Regions from separate parts of the Homo sapiens genome. Here region 2 is linked to region 1. A link is an interaction called in ENCODE POLR2A ChIA-PET data of the cell type or tissue named here. Cell type or tissue: Panc1. All regions are shown on one strand. Each heading gives the region's core, and the rest is flanking DNA. Links, peaks and the distances in the headings are about the cores only.

Region 1 (11,262 bases), core at 1,289-9,288:
TCTCAGTTTCTCCATCTACAAAATGGGGAGAATTAATCCAACTTCTTTGTGGGCTTATTGTGAGGATTACATGAAATACAGAGTGTGAAAATGTTTTGAAAACTCTAAAACCTGTGGGCACATGGAGAAGCAGACAAGCATCACAGGAGTCAGGATGAAACCAGACAAGGCAGTGAACACACACACAGTCAGTGACTTGAGATCTTCTTCCTTGGGTGTGTGACCCCAAGAACATTCACCTTGGTCCGGGCTGCTGGCTGCAGCTTCAGACCCTGGCTGCCTCCCCTCGGGCTGGGCAGCATTTGGATCCCTGCTCACAGCCTCAGGCTGCTTCACATTCCAGACGTGCCACTTCCTCCCTCATGCTGTGACGAAGAAAACCACAAACAGATTTCCCATTAACTCATGAAAGCCTTGCTGCCTGGAAAGCAAAGCCTCCTGCTAGTCCTCAGCACTTTCCCAGGGGAGTATGGGAGAAGGCAGGTGGGGGAGACAAGGGCTAAAGGGGAGAGCACAATGCCAGCTCAATTGTCATACTTGGAGGGGACAAACAGCCAAGACCAAAAACCCAAGAAGAAACAGGAGGCAGCGTGATTCTCCTGTGCCAACTAAGTGCTGTGCTACCTCTGTATAATGACTTAACCTCTCTGAGCCTCAGATCCTAAAAAAACAAATTGTGCAAGAATATACTTCAAAAAGAATTTAAAAGCCATTGGCCATTTTCCTGCTGTCTTAACATTTACAACTGACATACAGAGAAGAATTTTGAAGTTATTAAAGCTTATCTATATCTATTCTCATAATCAATCTTCAGAGCAAACTTGGGAGTAAAATAACAGAAGTTCATTTGCACACTTTAGAGATTAGAAAATCCAGGCTCAGAGAGACAGTCCCCCTCTGTCAGTAGAAGAACTGGGTCACCTGACATCTCACCATATTCTTCAACGTCTTTGCCTCTCTCCCCTGAAAGAAGACTCTTTCTGGACCATAACATGCATAATGGTATGAACAACACTTAATTTGCAGCGCAAAGGCTGAGATTCTTTTTTCTTTTCTTTTTTTTTTTTTTTTTTTTTTCCCCAAGACAAAGTCTCACTCTGTCGCCCAGGCTAGAGTGCAGTAGTACAATCTCAGCTCACTGCAACCTCCACCGCCCCAGTTCAAGCAATTCTCCTGCCTCTGCCTCCCAAGTTGCTGGGATTACAGGCATGCACCACCATACCCAGCTAATTTTTTTTTAATTTTTAGTAGAGACAGGGTTTCACCATGTTGGCCAGGCTGGTCTTGAACTCCTGACCTCATGATCTGCCCGCCTCAGCCTCCCAAAGTGCTGGGATTACAGGCATGAGCCACTGCACCAGGCAAGGCTGAGATTCTTAGAGGTCAATCATCCCCCTGTCTCCACACCACCTCAGGTAAAAGACCTGGAAACTTAGAGAGATCTCAGCTACCAGACTGATGACTTTAATGCTATGAGGATACTTTGTTATTGGACATCTCTTTGGAATTGCTTTTCCTGGTTTCTCTTATGGGCAAAGAGTTTGCAGCATAGGATTACTTTTTATTGATAACCCAGAGAGGGGGCCTGTGAGAAAATGAAAAGTCTGTGCACTTGCTCAGGGCCAAATGGATTGAGCCTGATTTTGAAAATGCTTAGGATCCCTTTACTAGGATGGCGGATGAGCAAGAAAAAGAAGGAAGATTCACACCTCTTTAATCCCATCAGTGCCATAGCTGTTGTGGCTTGAACTGCATTCCCAAAAAAGATATGTTGAAGTCCTAACCCCTGATATTTGTGAATGTGATCTTATTTGGAAATAGGATTTTTGCAAATGCAATCAATATAAGATGAGGTTATACTGCAGTAGGGTAGACCCTACTCCAGTGACTGGTGTCCTTATAAAAAGAGGAAAATTTGGTCACAGAGATATGTGCAGAAAGAATGCCATATGATGATGGAGGCAGAGATTACAGTGATGTGTTTTCAACCAAGGAAGAGCAAGTATTGCCAGCAACCACCAAAGCTAGAAAGAGGCAAGGAAAGATTGTCCCCTAGAGCCCTCAGGAGGAGAATGGCCCCACAGGCACCTTGATTTTGGACTTCTAACCTTCAGAACTATAAGAATTAATTTCTGTTGTTTTGAGCCACCCAGTTTGTACTTTATTTATAGCAGCCCCAGGAAACTAATGCAATAGCATTGGCAGAACAGAAAATGAGTGGCATGTGTTACAACCACCAGAATCCACCTCCCCATGATGCTCTGGCCCTTCTGACTGGCAAAGCCTTTGTGGATTTTGTTGCCAATGTGGTCTATCCCGTGTCTTAGAGATCACACCAAGGCTCATCCCAGTCCAATGCAGAAAAAGTTTATGTAAACATTGTATAAGTATTAATTTTAGCGACTTCTAAATCTCTTCCCAATTTTGAGTGACTTCTAAATCTCTTCCCGATTTTTCCACCTGCCACCTTCCACCTTTCCAATCTCTTCCTGATTTTTTCACCTTTCCACCTTCCAAAAAACTATCTTAACCACCCACATTCACCCAATCATCCACCCATAGGTTAATCATATATTAATATAATATGTCCTACACAGTAGGACACAAAAGTGAAGGTGATAACAAGTCCTGTGATCATAGGAAGTTTAGATTCTTAGTGGCAGAAGCTATGGGAAGAAACATAAAATAAACATGTAATCTGATGAAGAAACAAGTTCAAATATTGAAAAGTGCTACATATTAAGCAAAACCAGGTAAGAGAACAAGAAGGAATGGAGGTGGGGGAGGCCACTTTCAGTTGGATGGTCATAAAAAGCTATGCTGAAGAAGAGTTTTTGAGACAGGTGGATAGAACCTTATATATATTTCTGAAAGTCAGTGGATGCTATTACTCATGAGGCTCTTCATCCTGTGAGGACTGATATTCCCAATATCTTATATCTTGATTCCATGTCCTCTACCTTTCCACTGGCCCAAACCTTAAAAAAAGCCTGAATTCTAGATTTCATATTCCTGGGAGTCAAATATAAATCACTATTTCCCTTCTCTTCCAGTATGCTACACTGTTTATAGGCAAGTGACTATATAATTTTTCATTCAAACTGGGACACTTCTGAGAAGGGGAGAGGCATTCTGGATCATTACACAGGACAACAGGCATAAACCAGGATGGTCCCAGACAAGCCAGAGTGTAAAGTGACCCAATTTACAGGCTGTAACTAGCTCCGAGATCGGTAAACTCAGTTTTTTAATGCAAGTGCTGTATCCCAGATCAATTAGCTAAGATGGAGAGGATGGAAGAAAGGTAGATATGCAAATAGCTGTCCAATCAAAGTCACCCAGCCTTAAGGTAAAGGCCTTTGCCTTCCTCCAGATTCACTGCATTCCTGTTACTACTAAACTTCTTTAGGATGAGTCATGATACATCAAAGATGCCAGCATGCCCCTCTTCACCTTCTTAATCCTTGGAAAATTACAGCTTACGGCAGAGGCTGCTAGAGGGCCCCCTAATATCCATGCTCCCCTTGTTTCATAACAACAGAATCTAGCTGCCCAGAATAGAGGGTACATTCTTCAGCTTCCCTTGCAGCTAGGTGTGGCCATGTGACTTAATTCTAGTGAATGGACGCAAACACAGGTGTTGAGTGGAAACTTTCACAAACCTCTCTGAAGATACAGTTGTTTGTTGGGTATCGTCTGCCCTTTCCTCCCTGCCTTCCTCCATAATTCTGTGACAAACATGGATATGATGGCTAGAGTTTCTCCTTGGACCTTGAAGTCAAAGGGCACATCATAGAGATGGTGGAGGGATGAATTGGAAAGAGCTGGGTGCTATCACATGACCAATGGTATGACCACCACTTGATTGGGAGGTAAGTGGCAGGTAAGGGTTGAGATTAGTTGTCAATCTAATCATCCCTTGCCTCCACACCACCTCAGGTAAAAGATCTGGAAACTTGGAAAGATCTCAGCCACCAGGCTGATGACTTCAATGCTAGAAGAATGATACTTTGTTATTGGACATCTCTTTAGAATTGCTCTTCCTGGTTTCTTTCATGGGCAACAAGTCCAGCCACTAGCAGCCGTGGACTTTCAAGTGAACAAGAAATAAGCTTTCACCCCATTTAAGCTACTCTGTAAGCACTCTCAGCTGTGCCTAATCATAACTGAGACCAAGTTCCTCTAATTCCTGACATGAATTCTACAGGGTGGGAGAACTGAGTCCCAGAAAGGGGATGTCCAAAATTCGTAATTAAAATTGAAAAATTAAATTAAAATATAGCAGGCTTCCCAACTTCCAGCTTTCACTATATTCATTCTCCTACTCAATAAACTTTTCTTGAACACAAACACTGTATCAGGCAGTAAACAGGTACTGAGTAAACAGAGCTGAGTAAATCAGGTTACTCTTGTCGGGAGCTCACGATCAAGAGAACAAATAGTAAAATTACAGTCTGAGAAGTGTTATACACATGCACGCACACGTGCACACGCACACACAAGGTAATGTAGGAACCCAAAAGAGGGAGGAGCATCTAACTGCTCTCAGGAGAGAATTCACAAGGGAGGCAACACTGGAGCTAAATCCTTAAGAAAGAATAGGAGTTTTCCAGTTGTGGAAGGGGGAAATGGCATTTTAGGCAAAAGTATGCAGGCCAGAGAGAACATGGAACAGGTGCTAGGCATAATAATGTCCTCCTAGAGATGTCCAAGTCTTAATCACCAGAAGCTGTGAATACATTGCCTTCCACAGGAAGTGGGGATTAAGGTTGCAGATGGAATCAGGGTTGCCAGTCAGCTGGCTCTGAAATGGGCAGATTAGCCTCAATTATTCAGGTGGGTCTAATATATAATCACAAGGGTCCTTAAAGCAAAGGAGGAAGCCAAAAGCTGATCATGGTTGAAGAGTAGATAAAGTGTATGAAAAGAGGTTGCAGATATGGGGGGGTCCATGACCATAGAGGCTTAAATTTCAAGGCAGACATTTTGAAATGCATAGGCAATGGGAAGCTGCTGAAGGATTCTAAGGAACGAGTGAAGTGGTCAGATTGCATCACAAAGAGGTCGCCAACTGGTGCAGAGGAGGAACTGCCAGAAGGCAGGAAGACTCCTGGAGAAGAAGTTGCAGTGGTCCTAGTGAGCCCCCCTGGTGAGCTGGGGCCACAGGGGGGCTGCCTCCTCTGGGCCCTTAGGACCCATGGGCCCTCCGCACCACAGCACTGGCTGCCAGGGGCCATGTTATGTTCCCCACTCCTTTCCTAGTGTCCTTCTGGAGGCAGCCTCTGCAGTGAAAAGCCGGACTAGAAGAGAGGTGGGCTTGAGACCTGCTCTACCATTTACTAACTCTGGGGCCTGAACCAAGTTACCTCACCGCTCCGCGCCTCAGCTTCCTCATTTGCAAAGCAGTGATGACAATCCTCTTTCAGGGTGCTTGTTTGGCATGACACTTACCAAGCCTCTCCATGCTTCCTATGAATGGCTGCATCATCCCGAAATGCTCCCTGCTGAGTAGACTATTCTCCCCGTGCTTTTAAGACTCCCACGTTGATTTCAGGAGGAAGCAACCAAACTGCAGACTTGGCCCTCGAAGCTCTCTGGAGCTGTGCAGTCTCCGGGCCGGTGTCCTGCACTATTGCTCAGAAGGCTGGGCGCCATCTAGAGGGCAACAGCGGCAACAGCCAGAAGGCAAGGAAAGCCGCAGTGATTCCCAAACATAACCAAAGGGGATGCGGGGAAGCCTGCTTCTGGCTCTGTGGGTGGATTCTATAATAAAATGAAATGTGAGATCATAGAACCTTTTAATTCTAGCATGTAGGAATTATGAAATTATAGAAAAATTAACTCTCTAAGCTATAGGGGTGGAGTCTTAGAATCACACAGTCTTTGACTTTTAGAAATAGAGAATGCAGTATTTCTAGTGTCTTCAGTTCTTATACCCCTGGGTTACCCCTTGCCTCAATAGAGTACAAATTCAAACTTTGAACATTGACACCCGGATCTCAGCCTCCAACACCTCACCTGCTTGACCGCAGCTCCTCCTTTTCTGACCAGTCACCCCCAGAAACCTTCCAAGGATGGCTCACCACCAGCCTCTACTGCCAGAACAAAAGCCCCTTGATGTCAAGGACTATGCCCTTCACCTCCTATCACCGGCACAGGGCCAGGCTCACAGTGGTGCAGGAAGGCAGCATGATCCCACTGTCCTCAACAGCAGAAGCCTATAGGTTCAGATCCCAGCTCCACTACTGGCTAGCTGGAGCATAACTTAACTTCTCTGGGCCCTTTGTTATTTATCTGTAAAATGGGAAATATCATAGTATCCACCTCACGAGGATATTAGGAGGCTAAGTTAACATAATCTATAGAAAGTACTGAGAAGGATTTCTGATACGTGATAAATGCTCGTGATAAATGCTTGGTAAATGTTAATGGTTTATTTTATTTTATTTTATTTTATTTTTTTAGATGGAGTCTCACTCTGTTGCCAGGCTGGAGTGCAGTGGCACGATCTCGGCTCACTGGAACCTCCGACTCCCTAGTTCAAGCGATTCTCCTGCCTCGGCCTCCCGAGTAGCTGGGATTACAGGCACACGCCACCACGCCCATCTAATTTTTTGTATTTTTAGTAGAGATGGGGTTTCACCATGTTGACCAGGATGGTCTCGATCTCCTGACCTTGTGACCCACCCACCTCGGCCTCCCAAAGTGCTGGGATTACAAGTGTGAGCCACCACACCTGGCCAATGATTCTGTTTTTGTTTTTTTTTGTTTTGTTTTTTTTGTTTTTTGAGACAGAGTCTCCACTCTGTCGCCCAGGCTGGAGTGCAGTGGCACAATCTCGGCTCAATGCAAGCTCCACCTCCCGGGTTCATGCCATTCTCCTGCCTCAGCCTCCCGAGTAGCTAGGACTACAAGCACCCGCCACCACCCCTGGCTTTTTTTTTTTTTTTTTAGTTGAGAAGGGGTTTCACCATGTTAGCCAGGATGGTCTCCATCTCCTGACCTCGTGATCCGCCCGCCTTGGCCTCCCAAAGTGCTGGGATTACACCCAGCCACCGCGCTCAGCCCAATGGTTCTTGATTATCATTAAAGTTGGGTTGAACTCTATGGGCAATATGGCAGCAAGGTGCCTTAGTTCGGAGACCTGACCAAACAGTGAGGGAAGCAAACAAGCAGGAAGAGGACCATTGGATATTGAGCACCCATGTGTGACAGGCGCATGCTAGGTGCCTTGCGTGTGGCTTATTAACTTCTGAAGGCAGGGCTTATGCTGTGTGCCAGCAGCTCAGTGCCCTGTTCTTGGACATTCTGATGTACCTTCCCTTCTTCTTTCTCTGTCATCTTTTGCTTCTCCATAAAACTTTCTCTGTCCCTCCAGGCTCTGGTAGCTGAGGGATTATCTCATCTCTCATTAACATAAAGGGAGTTAATGTCCAGCAATTAGCTAAAGCAAAGATAAAGAAAGCTTTCAATTCCTGTGCTGATTCCAATTAGTCTTGGCTGCCTGGAGTTCTAATCCGAGAAGTTACCCAAGGCCGTGTTGGTGTCCATGCATAAGAGTGCTGAAATAAATTGGTGATGTCTGCCTTGAGATTGGTGGGAATGAGTAGCAGTATGTGCGCCTTATACCCACCAGACCTCTTTGTGAAGAGGTCGGAAGATAAACAAGGTTTTGCCACTTACTCTATCACAAGTGTTTTAATTTTATTCATTAATCACATTTAATCTTCATAACAGTTATGAAGTAGGTGTGTTATCCCTATTATATAGATAAAGCAACTGAGGACCTAAGAGGTCACTGAAGAATTCATGTGAGTAAATCAAAAGTGTTTGCATTTTAAAGGAAACTTTAAATGGCTTTACTCAAAGGTATGGGGAAATTCTAGGCATCCTAGCCAGTCGGTGGGAAGAAATGTTGATGCAGAAAGTGTTTCCAATGCTCTGTAGATCACAAGGCATACAGTGTTATCCTCAGTCCTTTACACACCTTTGCTGAGAATGATTAGAAAATAGGCACAAAAAATGTTAAACTGCAGATGCATCTCACTTTAAGAATATACACACAGTACAGAAGCCCAGAATTCACACTGGCCAGGTTAAGGGCTGAACCTCCATTGAACAAAAGGATCTCTCTATAGACCAGCTTTCGAAGACATTTGCAGGAGGACCAACTTTGCAGGAGAGTCAGGCCAGTGGGACAGCACTGAGCCAGCAGACATGAGACCTGGGTTCCAACCTCCCTTTACCAGGAACAAGTTCTTCCCCTTCGTGGCTTTTTGTATCTCCATCCAAACCATGAGGAGGTTAAATAAGAACTATTGATCTCAGTATGGGCAACTGTACCTCTAAAGAATGATTTAGATAGTTCCAGGGCAGTTTTGGTTGTCACAACAGATAGAAGGGATTCCACTGGAGTTTGGATGCTAGACAGCCTGCGGCAAAAGAGAAGACCGAGCCAATGAAGAACTCGACCACACCCCACTCAATTTTGGGATGTTTCACCTGACATATAAATGAAAAGTCTACGTTGTAATTATCTGGGTCTAGATCCTAGTTCCATTTCACACATAGAGAAAGCATTTTTGCATGATTGTAACATACATGTATATACACTGAATTTTCCTGGATGCCGGTATCATGCAAATCCAGAAGAAATTGTGCTTGTTTGTTCAGATAGCTACTGTTTCAGAAAATTACAACTCGAAAGGCCATGCTGTTCGTGTATTTGGGTGGCCAATTCCACACATCCATTTCAGTAACTATCAAGCAATCATCTGTCTGCTATTATGTCTTCCAGTCTAGTCACATCCACTCATTCACTTATCAACATACATATTATTTTATTATAAATTACTTTGCTTTTTATTTTTCATTGACTTTGCAGTTTGGGCATTATATAGATTTTTAAAATGAGATGTCTAGGTGGGTTATATAATTTATGAATCCCATTTCAGGATAATAAAGGTAGCATCACAAAATATTAGTCTGGAAGGTTTGAGAATTACTAGGTCACATGACCCTTGGGTTCCTTCCAGCCCAGGCAAAGCAGAATTATTATGCAAAGAGAGACATGCCAGAATCACGTGCTACACATTACAGGTAGGCGAATGAGAGTAAATTATCTTGTTTTCTACAAATCATCCTCACCCACTAAATATCCCTTAGCCATTCCAGAATGTACAGTAATCTGCCCCACTGAATGCATCCTGTCTAATCTCCCAAAAAATAAAATTGCCTGGAATTGAGTTTGGGCACATTTGGTTCAAGAATGCTGCAGCTTCACTAGGTTGGAGCTGAGCACGTGCTCTTCTAAAATTTATAGTGTAATTGATTTTTTTATAAGCTATTCAGGCCTTATTATTTATTAATCTACCTGTCAAGGTTAATTTAAACTACTTCTCAATAAGGCAGTTTGACAACACCTTTGTTTTCCAGATTGACAGCCCTGGTGAATAAAGAGATGGCACAGCGATCCCTCTGCCCTTAACAGACACCTCTGGGAAGGAACCTCCAGCAGGGCAGTGCGTTACCCCGCCCTCATTAGGAAATGCAAGAGGCCTCCCATCCTACTGAGTGGGGATAGAATCCAAAGGTTACCCTTTTGTTTCCAAGTAGGTTGTAGGCCCCAGGACTTGCACCAGCCACCAAGTGACAACTGAGTCCTATAATCTGCACAGCTTCAACTACCCTTAGATATTCCCTTCCTTGCACATCGTCATGATCTTAATGGTTACTGCCTCCCAAGCTCATGGCAACAGTCTCCTAACTGGTTTCCTTGCCTCTACTTTTGTGTCTCCCCATTCATCCCAGGTGATCTTTCCAAAATGCAAGTATGACCACGCTACACCTCTGAACAAAGCCCTTCAGTGGTTCCCACAGAACCACTGAATGATTTCAATCATGTGGGCTTGAAATGCACAGAGTCAAGTTCAAAGTCCTCGATGCCCTGGCCCCTGCCTACTGCTCCAGCCTCATCTCCCATCACCCCTTCTCTGTCACCTTTTACTTTATGCCCCAACATTATCACTCAGTGTGCTGTTCCTTGCCATCTGCGTCTTTGTAATGCTGTTCCCTCTTCCTAGATCCTGGTCATCATCAAAACTCCAGTACGAATGCAGTCACTGCCATTTGCTGTCCTGACTACTCCCAAGAGGTGGATCATGTTCTGCCTCAGATTTATGTTCCTGAAATCCATGTATATTGAGTTGGTAAGCAACAAATACTTGTCAAGTGTGGACTGTGGGACACATATAGTGCTGAGACCTAAGGATACAACAGAGAACTAGAGAAAACTTGTACCTGACCTCCCACAACTTATGTCCACACTGTGAGCTCCTTCAAGATAGTTGTTCTAATGCACTTCCCAGCATGGTGCTGATGGAAGTACAAGGAGACAAGGCCAACATTTATTGAGCACAAGCCACCCTGCTTATACTTCCTTATTTCATATTAGAAACAATGCAACAAAGCTAGCATTTTTGTGTCCCCTTTCAGAGATGAGCAAACTGGAGTTCAAAGAAGTGAAACAGCTTGCCAATGTTTACTCAACCCATTTGTGGTGAGTCCAGTCTCCAAACACAGGACCGATTCCAAAGCCTCAACTCTAGTTCCACACTGTACTGCTCTCCTGGCACAGAGTTCGGACTTGTTGAATAAATCCCTGATATGCACCAAGTCAAATGCTCTTATTGTGTGTCTTCAATTTCTTTCACAGTAACAGGATAGGATAGAATGTCTTTGACTTTAATGACATTGAATGGCTGAGTCCACATTCCTGGGTAGATCCGTGATACACAGAATGTAAGGCCCATGGAGTCTGGATCTGGCCTGCCTTGGTAACATTGGGCCCTGTGGGAGCTCAGTGCATGAAATTCCCTGAGAGACCTTTTTTTTTTTTTGAAACGGAGTCTCACTCTGCCTCCCAGGCTGGAATGCAATGGTGTGATCTTGGCTCACTGCAACCTCCACCTCCTGGGTTCAAGCGATTCTCCTGCCTCAGCCTCCTGAGTGGCTGGGATTACAGGAGCCCACCACCATGTCCAGCTAATTTTTGTATTTTTAGTAGTGATGGGGTTTCACCATGTTGGCCACGCTGGTCATGAACTCCCAGGCTCAAGTGATCTGCCCGCCTCGGCCTCCCAAAGTGTTGGGATTACAGGTGTGAGTTACCACACCTGGCCTCCCTGAGAGACTTTAGCAGTGATGCTGCAATTGACATTGAATGGGACATTGCATTAACCGTGAGTGAGTAGAATGCTGATC
Region 2 (11,262 bases), core at 1,871-9,870, 390 kb before region 1:
GGAGAGTTTAAGACCCAGGAGGAACAAGCAGATCTGTTAGGGACCTCTGCAGTAATGCAGGTGCGAACGATAGTGCCTTGGACCAAGGTGCTGGCCCAGGGTTAGGAGAGAGAACATTTGAATGCATTGTCCTTCCCATTACCTTAGTCTGTCAGGCAAGAGATGACATTAGTGATCATGAAAATGGAAAGGAAAGGATCGATACAAGAGACACTATAAAAGTAAAATTGACAGGGCTGGTTCAATAAGTGCTTCTTGATTGATTGACTAGAAATTAATGTCTGATGCCTTCTGTGGAAAGAAAAAAAAGCACACACATTATGCAACTGTTTAAAAATTGCTCCTTTATGTTCTCCTAGCTCTTTTAATGTCATCAAATGTCACCTCTTCTGATTGTGTGCATGTAATACGACATGTAATTAATCCTGCAGGTAGCAGGATGTGTAATTAAGCATATATGCATGGTGACTTGTAATTAAGCACACATTTATTGTGATGTGTGCATTGGTGGATGCTTCCTGGTGTGTGTAATTATGCATATGTCAGATGACATGGAATCACAACTCGTTCGGTGAACTGGCTAAGGTCTCAACTCCTATCCCGACCTGTTAATTGGTATTAATCTACCTCTTTTAGAAAAACATCTTTGGTAATTGAACCTGCTCTACTCTGAAGCATAAGCTATGGAAACATTCATGGATGCCAAAAAGAGGGCTCTATTTTCTTTCAATGTGTATGCAATTGATATACATCAATAATTCAAAAGAGAATATTAGGAGCAATTTCCAAACAATCTTCTATGTATAATAAAATGTTCTTATGAAGTCAACAAAATAACACACCTTCCCCAATCATTTCTCCTGTCAAAGAAGACAGCCTGGAACGGCGAAAGAGCATATTCTGTAGTCCTTAGTAATCTTCAGACAGATATTAAGCCATCCTATCTACCAATGAAGCCTGACTTGTCTACTTAGGATTGGTTTTGGGAGTCAGACTGAACTTAGTTCAATTCCTACACAGCGATTTATTAACTTCATTGGGCAAACTACTTGTCCGCTTTAAGCCTCAGTTTTCTAACTTGTAAAATAAGAATAATAATGATAGCATCTTGCTCAAGGTTATTAGAATCAAACGAGTTTGCATCAAAGGGCTTAGCATGAAATAAGATGCACACTTGTTAACTAGGTACACTTATATATATTATCGTTTTCAATCCCCACCATAATTCCACAACAGAGATATTATTCCATGCTATAAATGGGGATATTGAAGTTCAGAGGAGTTTGTAGTCTCACACAGCTATTAGGAAAGGAAGAAGTTCAAAGCCAGCCTATCAATGCTATATATTGTGCTTCTTCCTTTTGGTTATAATAAGACTTTGTTTTATTATAGGCTCTATATATAAGGGTGGCATATATATAACTTTCCAGCCTGCTGGACTCATTGGAGAAAATAGAACATAAATGTTAACAGTAGAAGTGCTGGAACCAAAAAAACCTAAATAAGAGTCCCAGATCTGTTACTCATCACTGGCGGGAGCTTAGCAAACTATTTCCCCCTCTCAGATCTTCAGTTTCTTCATCTGTAATATGGGACTATTAATACTGTACTCATAGTATTACCAAGACGATTAAAGGCAAATTTGTATGCAGTAGTAACCACAGAACCTGGCAAATAATGTTTGCTCAAGGGGAGCTGCCATTATAATTTTTTTTCTTTTTCTCCTTTTTCTTCTTCTTCCTCTTTGCAGCCTCTCAGCATCAAACACTTTTGCATGGCACCAAGTAGGATCATCTCAGGAAATGTGTGTTCAAGTGAGTTGAACCAGATGTTTTACTGAAAACCCTTAGGCCCGGAGATGAAACTTTTTACCTAGAAACTTTTTGAACAATGGAATGGGGTTCTCCTAGACCAAGGCGGCTTGTTGCTGCTGCATCAGCCTGGTAAGCGGATGGGCAGAAGAGGCTAGATCCCAGGCCCCAGCTTCCCAGCTTTCCCAGCCCTAACCTGCCTCCTTCATCTCAGTCTTGTGATTCAACTACAAAGCCTCCAGCATCAGACAAACACTGTCTGTCTCACATACTCAGTTATCATGTCAACAGTGAGACACAGGGCGTCAGAGTGACAGGGGTTTATCATGAGGCCGAAATGTTTGCTGTCTGCACAGGAGAATGGTTTTGCTGGAAATAAGGAGGGAAAGAACACAGGTGCCTGATGGGGCTTGGCAGCTGATTTTATTTCTTTGTCAGAAATAATCTTCACTCTCATGCTAAGGATAGAGAAGCTTAGGGAACTGCAGAGGGGAAGAAAGCTTAGATATCCCACCCAGATGGCATGCCAGACCCACTGAGATGGATGAGAACAGGAGCCAATGAGAGGCAGATCAGCTCCAGCCAAGGTCCCCCTCACCCATCAACTCAGAATACCATGACTTTCCTGGGGTGCCCCGTGAGCCCTATCCTTGCCAATGACCTTGATCTACTGGTTTGAAAGATGACAAGGCAAATTTGACTGCTGATTGTAGAAAATACATAGAACCTTCTCTTCATTACTCATCAGCTACCATTTTATTCCAAGACTATATGTCTTCTGATTCTGCCCTTTGATATCTTAGCTTGATTTCCCCACCTTAACACTTAATATTGCCCATCAAGGAACTTTGTTTCAGACCCATTGCTCTGGCATTCTTTACTCTTAAGAGTCACTTGAAATGCATTCAAGTGGGAAAACTTTCTACCATCTGTCTGGTATTTCAACCTGAAAAGAATACCCCACTTCATATGCGTGTACACACACACACACACCCTCCAGAAGAGAAATTGCTGGTCTAAATAGCAAAGCCTGATATTCACTGGGCTTCATTTAACTAGTGGGCAGAGTCACTGCTTTGAAGATGAAGCATATCTGAGCCCATGCTGCCTCTCCATTAGTGACTACCATCCTCCTGAATGACAGTCCTTGTCCCAGAGCCTGTTTGAGTAAGTAGATTCAAAGTGTGTTATGCAGACCCTACCATTTAGATCAGTGGAATATAGAATACTTAAGTTTGTGATTGCAGGCCTTGTATACCAGCATCTCTTAGCAAAGATGATTGGCCATTTGGAAAGTGCTTTGTGGGCCCACATATTTTTACTCATAAAATCTGTACCTTTGTTCCCCCATTTTACCATTTTCCATATAAGCATTGTTTCCTCTTCAGTGAGTTCCAGAGGAGATTAGCGATGAAATACCAAACCCTTACCCAGAACACTTTGTAGAAGCACCACCTTGGCTTTGAAGTCCCAGGACTCACCTGGTAAGTCCTTGAACAATTCAGACAGAAACACATTATTTTACAGTAGATCTAACAGTGATTTAAATTGATTTGGCATCTTAGTTGTGCATGTAGATAACCATCTTATCAAAGATAGAGATTTACATGTACAATATATATATAGAAGTCAGGGTTAAAAAAGATAACAATTTTGGGAAAGGCTTTTCGGATCTTAGGAATGCCACATTCAACAAATTGGTACTAATTTTCCCCCAAAGGACCAAGAACTACATTAGGTACCAGGGATTCAACATGAGTAAGTCATAGCCACTACCTCAAGAAGCCTCCAGTCTAATGGGCAGGAAGGCAAGTAAATAGGTCCTGATATACTATGATAAGTGCTATATGCAGAGTGAACACAGGGCACTGAGGCAGGCGTTCTGACTCATAAAGGACAAGTGGAAGATAAGTAGGGAAGGCAGAGGGCATTCCAGAAAGAAGGGCTAGAATGTGCAAAGGCAGGGAACTGAGATCAAACATGGCATGGATAAGAGGAGCTGCGTGGAGGTCAGTTTTGTTGGATCAATGGTATAGAGTAGATGTAAATGGGGAATGGTTTATAGTGCTGATGAGTGCAGGCTCAGAATGAGGCTACCAGAATTCAGACCTGAGCTTTGTCCCTTACTAATTGAGAACCTTGTGTAAGTTTTCTACCTTCCCCAAGCCTCAGCCTCCTCATTTGTACAATAGGGATCACAATAGTCCCTATCTTATAAGGTTGGCATAAGGATTAAATGAGCTATTGCCTACACAGTGGTTAGAACTCTGTGGGACACAGAGTAAGTGCTGAACAGAATGGTGGCTGGATGTGATATAGACAAAGAAGGGGACGGTGATTAGAATAAACCTGTGCAGAGATGAGGTTGGCAGAGCTCAGATCCTGAAGGCATTGTTAGTTGTGCTAAAAAATAAGATCTGAACTCTACCCATAAAGAGTTTGACAGGCCAGTTGCAGTAGTTCACACCTGTAATCACAGCACTTTGGGATGCTGAGGTAAAAGGATCACTTGAGCCCAGGAGTTTCAGATCAGCCTGGGCAACACAGAGAGACCACTATCTCTATAAAAAAATACAAAAATCAGCTGGGTATAGTGGCGCACACCTGTGGTACCAGCTACTCGGGAGGCTGAGATGGGAGGATCACTTGAGCCCAGGACGTCAAGGCTGCAGTGAGCCATGATCTCACCGCTGAACTCCAGCCTGGGTGACAGAGCAAGACATTGTCTAAAAAAAAAAAAAAAAAAAAAAAGAGTTTGTCATCCATAAGGGGAAAGACAATTACAACAGGGTGAGATAAATGTGACCATGTGGAGAGAGAGTGGGTGGTGATGAGGAAGCTCAGAGAAGGGCCTGGGAGCTGGTGGGACTGAGGGAGATTTCCCAGAGGAGATGAGGGTTGGGGGAAGTCCTGAAGGAGGTGACCTAGCTGCAACGCGGGGTTTGGGGAAAAGGACAAGCTGTGATGGGAAGGAAGCACTGCTCGGGTGTATGGTGCAGGCAGAAACTATTTCCAGTAGGTCAGGACAGGAAGAACTGCATGTTCTGGCCAAAAGTTCTAGATACCTAGAAAGTGCATAGAGAAAAGCATCATGGAACCTTGCTGTGCAGGTACCTTGGGAAGCAGTTTCATATATTCTCTCATTTAATCTTTCTTACTCCCTGAAAGGTATGAAATCCCCCTTTTACAGAGGAGCTCCATGAGGTCAAATGATTTACCCAAGATCATAAAGGTAAATGGTGGAACAGAGCTGTGAAGCCCAAGTTCATCTGACTTCAATACCTGGACATGCAAGCATTAATTTCAGATATCTAAACTTCAGGTAAGATGCGTCCCTGAACATGTTTTTCCAGAAGACAAGGAAGCGATTGTTCTAGATGAGAACCCAAGGGAAGTCCATAAAGCCAGAGAGTCCTTTTAAAGCATAAGTGCAGTTAAGTGACACTAGGAGATGAAGCAATTCTTAGTGTATTAGCATGTGTGTATGGATGGGTGCACATACGTGTTGCTGCATGTACAGGTGCATTACCAAGGCTATGCCCCTTTTGCTATTGGTTAGTTTTATTTGCTCCATATACATGCATTGCAGATAGGTTGGTAGACAGACAAACAGACTTACATATATGCAGATGGACAGATTAAGGGGGAAGGGGTCATAAAGGCATCTCAACTACCCTGGTGGTTGACTCTAATAAAACAGCTCTGTTGGAATAATGCAGTGTCTGAGAGATGGGGTGTAATATGGTTAAATGCTTTTACAGTTCCCCATTAAAGTAAGAGGATGGAAATTCATAAAATATTGATAGCATTTGAAATGTGTTCATTCACAGCTCTGCCCAGAATCTCAAGTGGTAGCAGGGTGGCTGGCCCAGGCAGATGGCATGCCTGAACCACTGCAGCCCCCCGATGCCCAAGTATCTAGGATGTCATCTGGCCACCTGAGCCTAGGATGGGAGTACAGTGAGAGGCAAGGTGGTGGGGTGGGGAAGGAGGGCTCATTTTTCAGTTCCTATGCCCAGAAAAGAAAGAATAGACAGAGGAGGTGTAGCCACCACTTACGCAAAATTGTAAAGTCAGCTCTGCAAAGTCGACAGGTCTCCAAGTAGACCTTTTATTTTTGTAATGCTTCTTCCACCACTCCAACCATGAGAAAGAATGAGGGTTTGATTCCACTCTCCACCCACTGGATGCAACTGATTGTGCCAGGAGTGAATGCCTGGACACAAGGGACTGATCAGAATCTTTTCCTGGAAAATCTTAAATGGTGCCCCAGGGAACCTGCCCTTAATTGGTGTACACAGCCACAGACTACTCATAACCCTGCTCCTCACCATGGAGACAAAACCTTCCAAGAGGACAAAACTTGCACAAAGAGAAAAGCAGAAACAGAGATGGAAACAGGTCTTATGACATTCAGAACCTTGGTTTAGTCAAGCCAGGGGAGCAACTGAAACACTGTTTTAATTAAAAAAAAAAACTAAAAAACTTTCTGGTTTTGCCTAAGAAAAATTGACTTCTAGAAAATGTTACCTTCAAACCCATTTTACTTTATATCCTCCATATGTTATCTAGTAATTAATAATTACATGTAATGCTTATTGACCATTTTCCATGTACTGATCATTTTGCTAAATTCCTTTAGGAATTTTCTTATGGAATCCTCCAAGTAATCCTATGAAGTTGCTGTTATTGTCATTACCATTTTATAGATGAAGAAACTGAGATTATAAGGGGAGATGCAGCTCCCTAATTTTGTGTATTTATTAAATAGCAGATCCAGGAATCAAATGAGATTAAGTTTTATGCCAACCTTATGTTCTTAACCAGCATACTCTACTTCCTCCCTAAAGTACTCCTGAAAATCTAGACTGACAATCTCAGAGTAGTGTGTAACTGATCCCCGGCTCTTGTCTCCTCCAGGCAATCACTCCATCGTCTACGTGTTCTCACAACCAAACAAGTATTGATACGGTCCCTGTCCTAAGTCAGGACCTCATCACCTCTCACCTGGGCTAGAGCCTCCTACTTGATCTCTTAGGCCCTAGTCTTTGTCAAAGAAAATCTGTCCCCCACTTTGGAAGTGTCCTTTTTCTTGTTATCAAATGCTGCTTTAAACATGCTACTAGTTTGCTAGAGAATCTTCAGTGAAAACACATTTTAAACCAGACTAAGGTCAAATTCTTCATGAGACATTCAATATTTTTCACAGGCTGACCCCAAACCACCTACAAGTCTCCATAACATCTCCTGTTCTCTGTTCATACTGGAAGGACTTCTCATTTCTAACACAATGCTTTTGTATGTGCATGTGTGTGTGTGCCTCTCTTCCTGTCCTTTTCCTGTTCTCTGGCAGAGCTGATCTTTTCACAAGATGACACAGTTTCTGAGAAGGAGATCTAGAGCTGAAACCAAGGTTTCCTTCCTGACTCCCAGTGTCTACTTGCTACGATAATTCCCTTAATGTTTTTTCCCCTCTTCTTTGATGAGGACACTGAGCTGTTCAAATTCTAAAATTCTGTACTTCTGTCTTTAGCAATGAAGGCATTAAAGATCTCTGTTACCATACAATTCCTGGGAAGAAAAATATTATCCTTTTTTTCTTGATTCGCAAGATCATAATTTGTCATACACTAGCATCTTTAAAGACTTTGAGGTGATGTGTCATAGGATATATATGTTCTAATACATAGGAGAGAAATGTCTAAAGTCTGCAATCATTTCCAAAATTATTGGAATTTATGAAACACATTCTATTCACGAAATGTCCTGGGATGGACCCAGGAAAGTCTAGGTGAAGGTCAGAATGAGACTATTTGGAGGGAAGACAAAATGGATAGGAGACAACAAAAATATTGTTATTTTTGTCTTTTGGCCAATTATTCCACGGATAAAATAATTATTAGGCTAGAAATTTTTTTAAAGGACTTTTAGTCCTTAACTTTCTAGCCAGTATAAAACTTCCCTGGCCGGGCGCTGTGGCTCAGGCCTGTAATCCCAGTACTTTGGGAGGCTGAGGCAGACAGATCACGAGGTCAGGGGATCGAGACCATCCTGGCAAACATGGTGAAACATCGTCTCTACTAAAAATACAAAAATTAGCTCAGCGTGGTAGTGCATGCCTGTAGTCCCAGCTACTTGAGAGGCTGAGGCAGGAGAATCACTTGAACCCGGGAGGCGGAGGTTGCAGTGAGCCGATATCGCGCCACCGCACTCCGAACTGGCAATAAAGTGAGACGAGACTCTGTCTCAGAAACAAAAATAACTTCCCTGAACAACGTATTTGACAGCTGGTAACCCAGTCTCTCCTACAACTCCTCTAGAACAGACAGTAATTGGTCTGTTCGGACTTTCTGTCTCTGCTGAGTTCAGTTTTGCCAAGTTCTAATTCTCTTTAAAAAGTATCAATTTCATGTGCTTTTCAAATGTATTCCATAGGATCATACAAAGCAGTCTCTTAAGATTTTTTCTTTTAATAGTTATTTATACCTTATTTTAAGTTTTATATTTCTATATTTTCCTCATTTTAGTTTTTTGATTCGTGGTTTGCTAGTGGCTTATTTTATTGTTTTTTTTTTTCAAAGTACCACTTTGGGATTTATTTATTAGTTCCATTTTTTCTGCTTTCTATTTAATTAATTTCTATCTTTATTAATGCCTTTTTTATGCTTTCTTTGAGTTTACTTTCTTGCAGTTTTACTAGCTTTTCTGAGTTAGGTGTTTTATATTTTTTATTTTAAAGACTGTATTGGTATAGGAATTTCATGCTATGATATTTTTCTCTAGAAAATGCTTTGGCTTCACAAAAAAATAGATTTTTTGTGTTATATTTTCACCGTTATTAGCTTTTTCAAATAATTTTATAATTTTATTTTTCTTTCCTCAATGTTTGTTTAGTAACTGTGTTGCTAAATATGTTGGTAGAGACACATTTTTTTAAATTTTTATATATTTCTACTTTTTTCAAATATTATCATAATTTTTATTATTTCTGTTTTATGGAATTTATTGCAGGGGTGTATTCGTGTATGTAGACATGCATATTGTCCTAAAATAAACATAAATGTGTGGATGTTCTATGCACACTAGAAAACAACTTTTATTCTGAGTTATTAAAGTTTGGAAACTTACTGATTATCTGGTTTAGGCCTTCTAAATATTATTAAATATTGTCCACTTTATGCATCTTTGCTTGAGTTAGATACATTAGATACTGCTATGAATTTAATTCCTTCTAGCATTTCTTGTAGTGGGATTTTTCAGTGCTAAAACCAGGAATGTCCTAGGCAAACTGGACAAGTTAGTCATCCTATCTAAATTCTACCTTTCCTCAGATTATGAATCCTGATTTATTTTATTTATCTATTTTTTGGTAACAGCTTCACTAAGATATAATGCACCTAGTTGGTGTATGGAACTTAATGTTTTTAGTATATTCACAGAATTGTGCAACCAATGAAATGAATTAACCACATGATGGAATATTATTTGGCAATAAAAAGGACTGAGTATTAATATATACTATAACATGGATAAGCCTTGGAAGCATTATGCTAAGTGAAAGAAGGCAGTCACAAAAGAGCTCACATTATATGCTTCTGTTGTTATGAATCATGCAGAATGGCAAATCCATAGAAACAAAAAGATTCGTGGTTGCTTAGGATTAGGGGGTTGGAGGGAAATGCAAGTTGGCTGCAAATGGGTGTGGGTTTCTTTGTTATACAAATAATAAAATAACAAAAAAACCCAAAACATTATTTGATTTATTTGATTTCATTTTTTACTTTAAGTTCTGGGGTACATGTGCAGAACATGCAAGTTTGTTACACAGGTATACAGGTGCCATGGTGGTTTGTTGCACCCATCAACCCTTCATCTACATTAGGTATTTCTCCTAATGCTATCCCTCCCCTAGCCCTGCAACCCCTGACAGACTACTGAGTGTGATGTTCCCCTCCCTGTGTCCACGTGTTCTCATTGTTCAACTCCCACTTATGAGCGAGAACATGTGGTGTTTTGTTTTCTCTTCTTGTGTTAGTTTGCTGAGAATGATGGTTTCCGGCTTCATCCATGTCCCTGCAAAGGACATGAACTCATCCTTTTTTATGGCGGCATAGTAATCCATGGTGTATATGTGTCACATTTTCTTTTTCCAGTCTATCATTGATGGACATTTGGGTTGGTTCCAAGTCTTTGCTATTGTGAATGGTGCTACAATAAACATATGTGTGCATGTGTCTTTATAGTAGAATGATTTATAATCCTTTGGATATATAGCCAGTAATTGGATTGCTGGGTCAAATGGTAATTCTGGTTCTAGATCCTTGAGGAATTGCCACCCTGTCTTCTACCATGGTTTAATTAATTTACAGTCTCACCAACAGTGTAAAAGCATTCCTATTTCTCCACATCCTCTCCAGCATCTGTTGTTTCCTGACTTTTTAATGATCACCATTCTAACAGGCGTGAGATGGTATCTCATTGCGGTTTTGATTTGCATTTCTCTAATGACCAGTGATGATGAGCTTTTTTCCATATGTTTCTTGGCCACATAAATGTCTTCTTTTGAGAAATGACTGTTCATATACTTTTCCCACTTTTTGATGGGGTTGTTTGTTTTTTTCTTGTAAATTTGTTTAAGTTCCTTATAGATTCTGGATATTAGCCCTTTGTCAAATGGATAGATTGCAAAAATTTCCTGCCATTCTGTAGGTTGCCTGTTCACTCTGATGATAGTTTCTTTTGCTGTACAGAAGTGCTTTAGTTTAATTAGATCCCATTTCTCAATTTTGGTATTTGTTGCCATTGCTTTTGGTGTTTTAGTTGTGAAATATTTGCCCTTGTCTGTGTTCTGAATGGTATTGGCTAGGTTTTCTTTTAGGGTTTTTATGGTTTTAGGCCTTATGTTTAAGTCTTTAATCCATCTTGAGTTAATTTTTGTATAAGGTATAAGGAAGGGGTCTAGTTTCAGTTTTCTGCATATGGCTAGCCAGTTTTCCCAACACCATTTATTAAATAGGGGATTATTTCCCCATTGCCTGTTTTAATCAGGTGTGCTATTTGTGACAAACCCACAGCCAATATCATATTGAATGGGCAAAAGCTGGAAGCATTCCCTTTGAAAACCAGCACAAGACAAGGATGCCCTCTCTCACCACTCCTATTCAACATGGTATTGGAAATTCTGGCCAGGGCAATAAGGCAAGAGAAATAAATAAAGGGTATTCAAATAGGAAAAGAGGAAGTAAAATTGTCTTTGCAGATGACATGATTGTATATTTAGAAAACCCCATCGTCTCAGCCCCAAATTTTCTTAAGCTGATAAGCAACTTCAGCAAAGTCTCAGGATACAAAATCAATATGCAAAAATCACAAGCATATCTATATACCAATAATAGACAGAAAGCCAAATCATGAGTGAACTCCCATTCACAAATGCTACGAAGAGAATAAA

What was found. Peaks named below come from ENCODE experiments on the same cell type or tissue, not always from the same donor. Only the 100,000 strongest peaks of a DNase experiment are listed, where the experiment ranks them.
Region 2: POLR2A ChIA-PET joins it to region 1 with 8 read pairs; 2 of 35 experiments call an interaction of 5 or more read pairs at or near these places.

Annotation. Positions count from the first base shown.
Region 1 is chr9:119,963,643-119,974,904 of GRCh38, forward strand. LOC107987122 (a long non-coding RNA gene) reads right to left here and starts at 5,903. Exons shown (of 3, transcript XR_001746919.2): 1 at 5,452-5,903. It overlaps LOC107987123 (a long non-coding RNA gene), which reads left to right and starts at 10,025. Exons shown (of 2, transcript XR_001746920.2): 1 at 10,025-10,208; 2 at 10,495-10,680. RefSeq lists enhancers at 1-62, 63-658, 4,720-5,220. In Panc1, for the core only: CTCF peaks have their summits at 5,663 (motif pointing left) and 5,891; a DNase peak (open chromatin) is centred at 5,653.
Region 2 is chr9:119,572,003-119,583,264 of GRCh38, forward strand. No RefSeq gene overlaps it. Among named protein-coding and RNA genes, the nearest start is that of BRINP1, 210 kb to the left of the region's middle. In Panc1, for the core only: no CTCF peak of the experiment used is centred there; no DNase peak of the experiment used is centred there.